2 separate regions of the Homo sapiens genome follow, and region 2 is linked to region 1. A link is a loop called in an ENCODE intact Hi-C map of the cell type or tissue named here. Cell type or tissue: HepG2. All regions are shown on one strand. Links, peaks and the distances in the headings refer to the core of each region. The heading gives the core; the rest is flanking DNA.

The links. Peaks named below come from ENCODE experiments on the same cell type or tissue, not always from the same donor. Only the 100,000 strongest peaks of a DNase experiment are listed, where the experiment ranks them.
Region 2: a loop joins it to region 1, with 13 times the contacts of the local background. A loop is called at or near these places in 1 of 110 quality-filtered maps.

What each region holds. Positions count from the first base shown.
Region 1 is chr12:75,662,883-75,669,335 of GRCh38, reverse strand. It overlaps LOC105369844 (a long non-coding RNA gene), which reads left to right. Exons shown (of 16, transcript XR_007063375.1): 7 at 5,530-5,616. Among named protein-coding and RNA genes, the nearest start is that of KRR1, 150 kb to the right of the region's middle. In HepG2, for the core only: no CTCF peak of the experiment used is centred there; DNase peaks (open chromatin) are centred at 2,285 and 2,845; H3K4me3 peaks cover 653 bases.
Region 2 is chr12:75,897,622-75,904,074 of GRCh38, reverse strand. No RefSeq gene overlaps it. Among named protein-coding and RNA genes, the nearest start is that of PHLDA1-AS1, 130 kb to the left of the region's middle. In HepG2, for the core only: no CTCF peak of the experiment used is centred there; a DNase peak (open chromatin) is centred at 2,914; H3K4me3 peaks cover 441 bases.

The sequences.
Region 1 (6,453 bases), core at 576-5,575:
TTCTAGTAAGATCTTCCTTGATTGTACATGTTGAGGTTAATTTCTCCTTTGATTGTATTATCCATAATACTTTGTACCCTTTTTCATGAATTAGATTTTATTTTGAATTCTTTAGGATAAATATGGTCAGCTTGCCTTTACCTGCCATAATTGCTTTCCTTATAGCAGGAGGAAAAGCATACAACATTAAGATTAGCACATTTCTTTCTTTCTTTCTTTCTTTTTTTTTTTTTTTTTGAGACAGAGTCTCACTCTGTCACCAAGGCTGGAGTGTAGTGGCAGGATCTCGGCTCACTGCAACCTCCACCTCCTGGGTTTAAGGAATTCTCGTGCCTCAGCCTCCTGAGTAGCTGGGATTATAGCATGCGCCACCACGCCCGGCTAATTTTTTTGTATTTTCAGTAGAGACGGGGTTTCACCTTGTTGGCCAGGCTGGTCTCACACTCCTGACCTCAAATGATCCACCCACCTTAGCCTCCTAAAGTGTTGGGATTACAGGCATGAGCCACCCCTCCTGGTCAGCAAGTTTATTTTCTAAAGTCTATGTCTCTTGACAATGAATAATACTACAGCTTGAGTGAAAAGATAATAGATAATGAGTGATAAGTTTCAAAGAATCTACTAGATCTGAACCAATATTGTCAATTATCTTATAACATTTAAGATTAAAAGAAATAACCCACAAGAGACATCTGGCACAGTGCCTGCATACAATGGTAGTTCATTCAAGGATTGATGCAGTTGTCACCTTCTTTTTAAATTTTCTTTTCCCCGCATCTTAGCACCCTCTTTTTATATAAACTGTTTGAAAATGCTGCTTGAGGTCCGGGCATGGTGGCTCACACTTGTAATCTCCGCCCTTTGGGAGGCCAAGGTGGGTGGATCACCTGAGGTCAGGAGTTCAAGACCAGCCTGACCAACATGGCGAAATCCCGTCTCTACTAAAAATACAAAAATTAGCCAGGTATGGTGGCGCATGCCTGTAGTCCCAGCTACTTAGGAGGCTGAGTGGGGAGAATCACTTGAACCCAAGAGGCGGAGGTTGCATTGAGCCAAGATTGTGCCATTGCACTCCAGCCTGGGCAACAAGAGTGAAACTCCATCTCAAAAAAAAAAAAAAAAAATGCTGCTTGAACTATAATACCAGGATTAAAATCACTTATTTAATTATTTAGTGTATTCAAACAATTATTGAGTATTTTCTAATGCCATTACAGACACAGACATTAGAGATACAGCAAGAAAAAAATTGAAAAAAGTAACTTTTCTTCTATTGGAGCTTGTATTAGGTTGGTGCAGAGGTAACTGTGGTTCTTGCCATGGAAAGTAGTGGGAAAAACTGCAATTACTTTGCACCAACCTAATATTTTAGTTAGGGGAGACTGATAATAAGCAAGTATGGCAGATAGTGATAAGTACTATAAAGAAAAATAAAGTGAGGAAGGGGATAAAATGATGAAGTGGGTACTATTAATATTTTGTACAGGATGATGAACTGGTATTTGAGCATGAACCTGAAGAAGTGAGAGATTAAGCTATGTGAATATCTGATAGAAGAGCGTTCCAGAAAGAGAGAAGAACAAATACAAAGGCTTTATAGAGGGAGCGTGATTGTGTTGGAGGAACGAGGAAACCAGCTGATGAGGAACCATTGAAAGTTCTCAGCAGAATAATACAGTCTGATAAATATTTCTAAAGGATCACTGCAGCTGTTGTATAATAAGTAGACTGTAGGAGGCAGGGATATAAGCAGAGAGACCAGTAAGTAAGCTACTGCACTATTCCAGGTTAGAGGTGATCAAGGTTTGAAGTAGAACCAATAGAATTTGTTGACTGATTGGATATGGGCTGTAAGAGAAAGATGATGTTACTATTATCTGAGATGGGAAAGACTTTGGGAGGAGCTGGTTCAGCAGGGGGAAAGATCAGTAATTTAGTTTTGGATATGCTAAGTTTGAGATGCCTATTGAACATTGAAATTGAGATGTCAAGTGGGAGGTTAGCACTATAGAGTTCAGGAGAGAGGTTGTGTTCTGAAAATATAGATTTGGGAGTCATCAGTATGTGGATAGTACCTAAGAAATCAATAACTGAATGAAGACAGAGAAGAGAAGGTCCTAGGGCTGAGCTCTGCAGCTCCACAGTGATGAGAAGGCCTCTTTCATCTGGAATGCTGCATCCTGTTTCACTGATTCTTTGGCAGAGCTACAAACCTTTTTTCTCCAGAATAGGACTCACCGCCTACTCAATCTGCTGAAGGGAGGCACTTTATCCTAGAAAAGCAGAAACAAAGTATGGTGAGAAGCAGCCTGATGTGTAATCCTTAACCGAGGGGATCTGTAAACACCTTTCTAAACTAAATTATGCAGAGTTTCTGTGAGATTTCTGTAGATCAGCATCAGGGTCTGGGGGCCCCTACAGGATGGTTGAAATGGAAATGAGCCCCGATCCGTCTTTTGGGGTCAAAGGGGTCATCCTGTCAGCTGAACTCCTTCCTCTTCACTTTTCACTGGTAGAATTTCAGAAAACTAAAAATTGTAGATAATAAAAAGGTTTAAAAGTAGCAATAAAACAATAAAAAAGAACAGTTAAATAAAGATAAAATGATACAAGAAACTAGGTTACATAAATGAACCCAACCCCTCCCTGCCACCAAAAAAAAAAAAAAAAAAAAAAAAAAAAGCAGAAGGCAGCAAGCAAACCATGAGGTAAGAACAACTAAGATAAAGGAAAATCTGAAACTAAAGGTCAGAGAGAATAAAAGAATAATCCAAACAAGCTAAAGTGATAGAAAAGAGAGTAAACAATGATTTCAAAGTCCAGGAGGTTAACTAGTCAATATTGACTAAATTAAAAATCAGTAGCACAAGTTCCAAAGATCAACTGAGAGAGTCTCTTTAGCTAAGGCCCAAAAGCCGCAAATAAGTTTTTTCTTCTGTGGCCTGGGATCCACGGGCAGCTGTCCCCTCAGCAGGTTAGGGGCCTGACTTTCACTCCGCACCTCTTCTCTCTGATTCTGGTATCTTCTCTCCTGGGTTCAGTTGCAGACAGGCTCCTGAGTCTCTACCACAGGAATGTCTGTGCTAGCCATCTTTCTCAGCTGTGACTCTACCCTCTGGCTGTTACTGATAGAGGAGAGGGAAGCACTTGGCCCAAGTTGGATCAATCAGAGTCTCTTTTTTGAAATCTGGATTTGTTATCAAGACTCACTCATTTAGGGATGGCCTCTTTAATCATAATATTAAATAATTAATATTTGTTGAAGATTTATGTGGTGAACATTGATCTTTATATGTGTTTTCCAACTAAATTTTTAAGAACCTTATGAAATCAGTATTATTATTGAAGAGGAAACTGAGGCCCAAGAGGTTAAATGACTTTCCCAGTGTCACACAGCCTGTAGATGGTAGAATTAGGATTTAAACTCACCTCTGTCTGACTCTGGAGCCTGTTCTTAGCCTCATGTAATAGTGCCTCTTTTGAAGAAAGGAGATATAAACTTGGAAACTGTGGGATCACTGTCTTTTGTCCACCACGTGAACAGAGAGCAAAGAATGAATTGACGTTTAAATATATAGAGGAGCTGCAATGGACTGAATGTTTATGTCCTCCTAAAATTCATATGTTAAAATCGTAACCTCAAGATGATGTTATTTGAAGGTGGGGCCTCTGGGATATGATTATGTCATTACAGTGGAGCCCTCCCTAATGGGATAAGTGCCCTTATAAAAGGGACCCCAGAGAAACCCCTTGTCCCTTACCCCATGTGAAATTACAGCTATCTATGAAAAAGGGAGTGCTCACCAGACATCAAATCTGCAATGCCTTGACCTGGGATTCTTAACCTCCAGAACTGTGAGAAATAAATTACTGTTGTTTATAAGCCACCCAGTCTGTGGTATTTTGTCATAGCAGCCTGAATGGACTAAGATAGCAATCAAGATGAGAAAGGGAAATTCCTAAGCTTCTCCTTTGAGTTTGGGCTCCGTTTCTACTACCACGCATTGTGAGCCACCCCTGCTTTTCCATAATATATTCCTTCCCACATTTTTTTTTTTTTTTGAGATGGAGTTTTGCTCTTGTTGCCCAGGCTGGAGTGCAATGACATGATCTTGGCTCACTGCAACCTCTGACTCCTGGGTTCAAGCGATTCTCCTGCCTCAGCCTCGCAAGTAGCTGAGATTACAGGCATGTGTCACCATGCCTGGCTAATTTTGTATTTTTAACAGAGACAGGCTTTGTGCATGTTGGTCAAGCTGATCTCAAACTCCCGACCTCAGGTGATCCACCCGCCTCAGCCTCCCAAAGTGCTGGGAATACAGGCATAAGCCACCACACCTGGTATTTCCCCTTTTTGTTTTAAACTAATTCAGTTATATTTCTGGAACTTGCAACCACGAATCCTAACTAGTATTGATGTGAGTTATGGAGGACCTCAAAGCTCCAAGCTTCCCTTATAAGCCAGGCTTCTTTTGATTGCTAAAAAATAGTGGCCTCTTGGATTTGGCTCTCGATCTTTTTTCTCTGCTACCCACTTTCTAAACTGTAGCTTCTTTGAGTACAAGGATAATTAATAGGTCTTTTTTGTGCTCCTAAAACACTAGATGTTTTGCAAATGCTAGGTCTCAATAAATTCTTGTTTAGATAAGTTAATTCATATGATTATGTATTTCCTTACACAAACGTGACACCTTCCTAAAGTAAACTTGGGAATGATTAAAAGGCTATCTTTCTAGAATGAAAAGGTCACATGTTACATGATTTTATTTATATAAAATATCCAGAATAGGTACATCTATAGAGACTGAAAACAAACATTTGCCAGGGACTGGAGAGAGGGGAGAATGGAGGAACTGCACAATGGGTCCAGGGTTGTATTTCGAGGTAACGAAGATGTTTTGCAACTATATAGAGGTCATGATTATACAACACGTGAATGTAATAAATCGGTCTGAATTGTTCAGTTTATAATGGTTGATTTTTGTTATGTGAATTTCATCTCAATTATAAAAATATTAACAAATTTCTATTTTCTGAAAAAAAAGTTACCTTCCATGTAGGTGGTAATCATCTGGGCTTGAGCTTATTGGTTTGAGGATGGTAGGTCAATTCTGGGCATGGGAGCAGGGCACTCCCTGACCATTGTCATGTTACAATGATTCCTTCATCTGAAATATAGGAGTCAGAGAACTCTTCACAAGAAGAGCATGGCACAGCAAGGCTTACTTTGTTCTATTCCCACAAGATAATCTATGTGAATTATAACCAAGGATTCGAAGAGAATGAGGCTGTTCTTACAGGATTCGTGAAGTCTCTAGAAGTTTTATGGGTTTGCTATTTTGTAATATCTCTATTGGCTAGTCAAAGCACACCTCATAGTTCCCTAAGTGGGAAAGGAAATATACATGTTTTTGTCACCACTGGAAATCATCCGAGATATAAAATGGGAGGTAAGTTGACGTCAAGGAAGGATCCAATTGTGTGTTCAATGCTTGAAAATGGCAATCTTCTGTCTATTGGCCCTTCTAGGATGAAGATAGCCCGAAAACTTGCCTGGAAGTTTAACAACAACAGAGGAGAGCTCCTTTATCATCAAAAGCCAAGAAAGCAATGCAGGTGATGACTTAATGTCATCTTACATAAAATATAAAGAGACTTTCTAGGAAAACCCTACTTTTGGATGCTTGTCTCTTAGAGTTCTAAACTTTTCACCCATTTAATTATAATAGGAATTATTTATTACTTTTTGAAACTTATGTGGAAAAAGGACCATCCCTGATTTGGGGACCAAAATTCTCCTACAGTTATTCCCTTGTTAGTGTTCTTGGAAATTCCTTATTTACAAAGTTCAGGTGGCTTCTAATTTCTGGCCAAGCTCAGATTTATGAAAGAAAATAATCAAGATGAAGCATAGATTCTTAGAAATAGAAAGCATGCAACTTCCTTCTTTTTGGGAAAGGATCCAGAAAATGAGGTTCAGAGAGGTTGACAGGCTTTTGCTGGAGCAGAAGAGAAATAATGGCCAGAAATGTCCACTTTGTGGGTCTTGATGCCACAATGCCCTAGTAGATCATGGAGCCCAGAACTTGGGTCTCTTGGTACTAGATTTTTTTTGCCTGTTTTAATTGGGAGGAAATGAAAATATTTGAGAGGCTTAATGTCATCTTTACTATTTTAAAAAGCACAGTTTTGTGCCCACAATTCAACAATATTCATCAGATCATAGACCCAAGGAGCTTTGAAATCGTTTCAGTGTTCACCCTGCCCAATGCTTTGTCTGTAATATCACTTCTCACATGCTGTTTCTTCTAAGAGGTTGTCTGGTCTCTGCTTTAACCTTTGGAGGGACAGGAAACTCATCACCTCTTGAAGTAACACATTTTATTTGCATGTGTTTGTGTTTATATTCTCTCTCTCTTTGTTTCTGTTTCTCTCTATAGAGTGCCTATATTT
Region 2 (6,453 bases), core at 957-5,956, 230 kb before region 1:
CATAATGAAAAGTGCAAAGAAACAATATTGCTTTGCCTGCAGTAATAGGTATTACTATGAGGGCGCAAAACAGTTTTCTAAGCTCATGGAACATTCAAAGGAAATGGATTTAATTTAAACTAAATGTTACGCTTGGGCAGAAAGTAGAATTGTTTTACTATTGGTGTTGTAAAACGCTTAGATGGGGGTACCCAAGGACAACATGGAAGCTTTGTCCCTGGAAATGCAAAAGATGTAGCCAAAAATTATGGATCTCATGGATTTAGGCATCCATCTCCCTGAAGGCATTAAATGGTATCAGGTCATTTATCTTGAGCCTTTCTGCTCAGTTTGTTTATGGCTTTGAAGCAGGGCACAGTGGTACACAAAAGGGAAAGACACTGCCGGTACCCAGACATCTGCTCCATCCTTACCTACTTCAGTGATGCCCCCTCCTCACTCAGCATCAGGATGAGGGTAGAGAGTGTTGCTTCTCTATTAAGGTGATTTGGGTCTCCTATTAATCACATTGACAACCAAGGAAATTGGGGATCTGATTTCAACAAAGCTGAAATTCATTTTTGTTCCTTGGTCTGATCCACAGCATTAAGTGAAGTATTCAATAGACAAAGTCCAGCCAAGTAAAATTCTACTCCATGCTCACGGTTATTAATGTGAATGACTCCTCTGGGGGAAAGCATTTTGTTTATTGGATAGACCAAATCCTCTGGAGACCCACTGAATCTGTAGGGGAATTTCTTTAATCTGCACTGTAGGTTTGGCAATTCTTTGACCTGTTATTTTTTCTTTTTTATCATGCTTACCATTCTTTTTGTGAATGTTAGGTACTGCTGCTAAAAGTATATGCCTTAGGACAATTCAGTTTCTATGACAATGTGTGGATTGAATATCATCGTAACACACACACACAGACACACACATGTACACATGTATACTGCACATGTAGATGTAGAAAGTCATGATTAAGAGCCTCAGGTCTGTGGACAGACTTCCTGGGTTGGGCCTCTGGTTCTACCATAGTTTTGTGAACTTGAGTAATTTATTTACTCTTGAGAAACTTCGGTGTCCTCATCTGTAAAATGGACATAATAATGATTACTGTCCTCAGAGAGTAGTTGTGATGACTAAATGCATTAATAGTAACACAATGATTGTAACGTTACCTGGACTGTAGTGCATGTTTGTCAATAGTATCGACACTTCTGAGTGTTAGAAAGTTTATGAGAGACTCTGATTTCTTAGCCCTCTTAGTCCCAGGACACAAAACTCTTGCATGTTCCTAAGATCACAGGAACCAGGATCTCCCTTGGATACTATACCCTTTCTAGGTACTAGCATCTCTAGGGTTGGTACTCCCCAAACTGCCTTTACTGGTGCAAGGTCATTCTGTGGGCAGGCTTACCCAAAGGAGTTCATGAAGTAGATAGAGCTCCCATGGCTCTGGGCACCCACAGGAGTGGAGTTCTGGTAGTTATCTATCCCTAAGTTAGCCTACTTGGCATGGCTACCTGAGGGAGAGGTTCCATCTTAGGCTCTTGAGTGTGTGGGTTTTTTTTTTTGTTTTTTTTTTTTTTTTTGAGACAGAGTCTCGCTCTGTCGCCCAGGCTGGAGTGCAGTGGCGTGATTTCGGCTCACTGCAAGCCCCACCTCCGGGGTTCACGCCATTCTCCTGCCTCAGCCTCCCGAGTAGCTGGGACTACAGGCGGCCACCACCACGCCCGACTAATTTTTTGTATTTTCAGTAGAGACGGGGTTTCACATTGTTAGCCAGGATGGTCTCTATCTCCTGACCTCGTGATCCGCCCGCCTCGGCCTCCCAAAGTGCTGGGATTACAGGCGTGAGCCACCGCGCCCGGCCGGGCTCTTGTGGTTTTACTGGTCTCACAGGACGCCACGGACTGGGAGTATAGAGTGTCCTTTCTGCTTCACAGCTTCACTGTCTAATTGATTATTTCTTTATGTACTCTCTAATTTCCAGTGGGGTACCTGAGTCCCTCTTGGGATTCTTGTTCTTTGTGATCCCAGACTTACTGACTTTTCTAGATGAGCCAGGGGAGCTGATTATATTGACATGCTGACAAGGACAGCTCACAGAATGATGGGTGAATATATTTCCCTTCCCACAGAGTAAATTTTCTAGATTTGTAACCCAAATATAAACTCAAACTTGTAAAAATTTGTTCTTTCTCTGGTAAAGATTCTACCACAGTCTCAAACAATGCATCAAATAAACACATATTAGTATTGTCTATAGCATATATAAAGCACTATAAATCTTGTGAGAAAGTTATCAGAGAAATCGACATTTTATTTGTCTCCATAGAGTCTGTGTTTTAATGGGGGAGTCAGGGAAATGTCTAAATGAAGGTTCCTTTTTTTTCAATGTATATGATCCTGTTTTGAATGTTCTACTGTTGTGGGGAGTAGAAATGGTCTCTACCAAACTTCACAGAGGCAAATCTGCAATACTTTTACTATTTTGATTTCCTGAAGGCTGCATACCCTGGGTTTTCTAGGGCAGCATCTACCTCATGTGATTTTATTCTATTTAATATAAGTGATTTTTAGAATCTATACCAATGCAACTTGGTTACGTAGTCATACACAACTTTTCATGCAAATAAAAAATAAAACAACAACACACCTTTGATGGACTTCAAGTTCTGGTATTTGGTTCTGAAAAATATGATCTTGTGGATTCAGATCCCTTTGAGTTTCATGGGTTTTTGAAAAGTATTACTGAGACAAGGAAGCCAGAATAGTTTGGGCATCTGACAGCCTCCACTGAGGTGAGTGAGGACAATGCTTTCCTATTTGTGCAGGACATCTCGGATTTAAGTACGCTTTCGGCACAGTTAATCATGGGGCATTGTGACCTCTGTACCACAAATAGTGGGCCTGTCAGCCTTTCATCTGTCAGAGTGGATGGAGGACAACGTTCCAGTGACCCTGCAATTGTTTATCCCCGGCCCCTGCTTCCTCTCCTCTCTGTTTCCCACAGCTGCTCGGTTGTCCTTCACTGGTTAACTTTCTCACCTGTGACACTTCGAAAGCTGGGTAGTACAGGGATGGAGCAAGGCGTTATTGAATGTCTCCCCGCCAGTCAAAGGGAGATGCAAGAAAGCCTCTGCTCTATTTTCTTTTAAAGGAGATTGAAGAGAACGTTTGTGTGTCATGTGTCATGATGTGAATTTGGCCTGCAGTGCCTCTGTTGTCTAAACTGAGAAGCAGAGAGTTCATTGTTCATCTTTGTGTCTTCGGGCTGACAATTCTTTAGGTGGTTTTGCCCTTTGTCTAGAAGAGTAAATGTTACACGTGGAGCTCAAAGGAATTTTCCTGCTTACTATTTAATAGTACAAATAATAACTTTAATGTCATACAGAAAAGACACTTCGATGACTGACAGAAAATCTTTAGGGCCAACCCCTCCCTGGAGTTAGGGGAGAAGAGAGGATGGGGCAGACTGAGTGTTTGAATCGCTCTAGATCAGAGTTGCAGTTTTGTGGTTTCTCCTTTGGTTCATAAGCTGTATTTGCTACAAAACATTTTAGAAATCTTAGCATAAAACATCCTCTAATATTGCCTCAGAGTCGTCTCGAAATAATTTCCCTTAATTAGGTCTAATGGACTGTCTCATGAATTGTATGACTCTCCATTTGGTCTGACAGAGGTAATTAGCCATGAACAATTGTACTTGGCCGTTTTTAATTAGACCAGTGTGAGAATTATGCTTTTATTTTTACAGCTGCCAATTGAAGAAACCTAAAGACTTTACTGCAGTAAATATCGTATCTATTTTTTTTTCTTTTAAAACATCTATTTCAAATCAGGACTCTGACTTTTGAGGTCTGCCACATCCCGCTGTTCTAACCTCCAGCACTCACTGGCTGTGTGGTCCTGACAAATCACTTATACTGTCTGTTTTCTCAGCTATAAAATGAAGTTAATAATGATTCCCACGGGATTAAATGAAATAGTATTGTGATTGCATTTCATAAATAATGCCATGTCATGTTGTTTATATTATAAAAAAGAATAGTGAGATTTTCCAGAGGCTTGAATAAGTGATGTTTTTTAAACAGAGGGTTGTATCCCGTTATTGGATCCTGAAATCAATTTACTAGGTTGGGATGAGCAGGTAAAAAAAGTGAAACAGTATAGGATAGAACACAGAAGTATGATTCAAAAGTAGTACGGGCCAATGTTGTTTCCTTGAAGGTTTGACGTGTATGTGTATGTGTAGGGTTGTGAGATATATATTTATTTACTGTGGCTCAAAGGCAACAATATTTGAGAGCTACTGGAGTAGGTGTGACTTATAAATGGAAGCAACATCCATTGTTGAGCATTTTATCCACTGGAAAAGTTTAATACTGTAGAACTTTTTTAGCTGCCTTCCTCTGGGTTTTTATTGAAGACGAAATGTCAATTTTTGAAGTCTTAGACCAACAGCATCTTTTTTTATATGTGTGATAGGGGAATACAGATTAATTGGAAAAGAAAATGGATTGTCACCAAAGATATAAATGTTATCATATGGATGGAAGTTTAATGCTGTAATTGTCTATCAGGAATATAATGTTTGGCCCCTTAGGGTTTATGTTTTATACTATAATTTCAAGAATTTGAAAATCATATTCTCTATGCAAGTAATGAAATTATTCTTTTTCATATCAAAAATGAACTCTTTTATATGAGTTTCCCACTTCAGCACAAATTTTTATTGCTAAATGGCTTTGTAAGATTGCAGAAAATGTGCTTACCTCTTTAATATCCTTTTAGATTAAAGTGGACTGGAATCCACAGGGAACATTTAGTTATATCAAGAGGGTGGGAAATTTGATTAACTTGGTGTTTTCTTATGAAAGTGTCGAGAAAGGAAATTTTCACCCCCGTTTTCATTTTAGATGTCAGGAAGTAGATGTGCAGGTTTGTTATGAGGGCATATTGGTGTGGTGCTGAGGTTGGGCTTCTATTGATCCCGTCACCCAGATAGTGAACATAGAACTCAATAGGAAGTTTTACAGCCCTTGTCTCTCTCTCTGTCGCTCCTTTTGGAGTCCCCAGTGTCTATTGTTCCCATCTTTATGTCCATGTGAACCCAAGATTTATCTACCACTCAAGTGAGAACATGCAATATTAGGTTTTCAATTTTTGCATTAGTTTGCTTAGGATAATAACCTCCAGGTGCATCCGTGTTGTTGTGAAGGACATGATTTCATTCTTTTTTTTTTTGAGACGGAGTCTTGCTCTGTCGCCAGGCTGGAGTGCAGTGGCGCGATCTCCGCTCACTGCAAGCTCCGCCTCCCGGGTTCAAGCGATTCTTCAAGCCTCTGAAGTAGCTGGGACTACAGATGCATGCCACTACGCCCAGCTAATTTTTGTATTTTTAGTAGAGACGGGGTTTCACCATATTGGCCAGGATGGTCTAGAGCTCTTGACCGATTTCATTCTTTTTTATGGCTGCATGGTAGTCCATGGTGTATATGTACTACATTTTCATTATCCAATCTACCTTTTATGGGCACCTAGGTTGATTCCATGTCTTTGCTATTGTGAAAAGCACTGTGATGAACATACACGTACGTGTGTTAGACCCATAAAATCTTAATTAGATTCATTAAATGACACTTTTGAAAGCACAAATATTTTATCTCTGTAGCAGACAATTTTGCTTATCTAATTGCCAGATTCCTACAGCTTCTTCTTCCTGATTGCCACCTCCCTCTCCCATAAATCTCATGGAAGATTCCCTCTATCTTCTGGTCTAGGGATAAATCCTGACACGTCTAAGCCAATTTTAATAGTTTCATTTGCTTGTTGCTGATTGGTTTAGGAATGGAAATGTGACATAGTTCCAGCCAGTGGGATCTGAGGAGAGCTCACCTGGGAAGCTCCTGAGATGGTTTCTTTGCTGATAAAAATGAGTTACAGGAAAAACTTACCCCCTCTTCTTCGACTACATGCGTCATCCAGTAATGTCTGCGTCTGTGACAGACTTTTTTTTTTTTTGAGACAGAATCTCGCTCTGTTGCCCAGGCTGGAGTGCAGTGGCGCGATCTCAGCTCACTGCAAGCTCTAGCCTCCTGGGTTCACGCCATTCTCCTGCCTCAGCCTCCCGAGTAGCTGGGACTACAGGCGCCCATGTGACAGACATTTTTAAACTCAGAGTAACCAGCTGGGCACATCCCAGGGAATGGCAGAGCTGAAAGAAGAAAATAACCTGGCTCATTGATAATGATGTTGAGCCCCGGACTTTACCCACTTGAAGCTGGTCTGCTTCTTGCAATCTGAGATAGTACATGTTCTTTGTGGTCTGGCCCCACTAAGTCAGGATTTTCTGTTACTTGGATCTGGAAATGAATACCATCTGGATTATGTTCCTTAGAAAGGTAACTACTGCCACTGTATATCCTTGGACTGTATTGAGCTTTACCATGGGGCTGTTTCCAG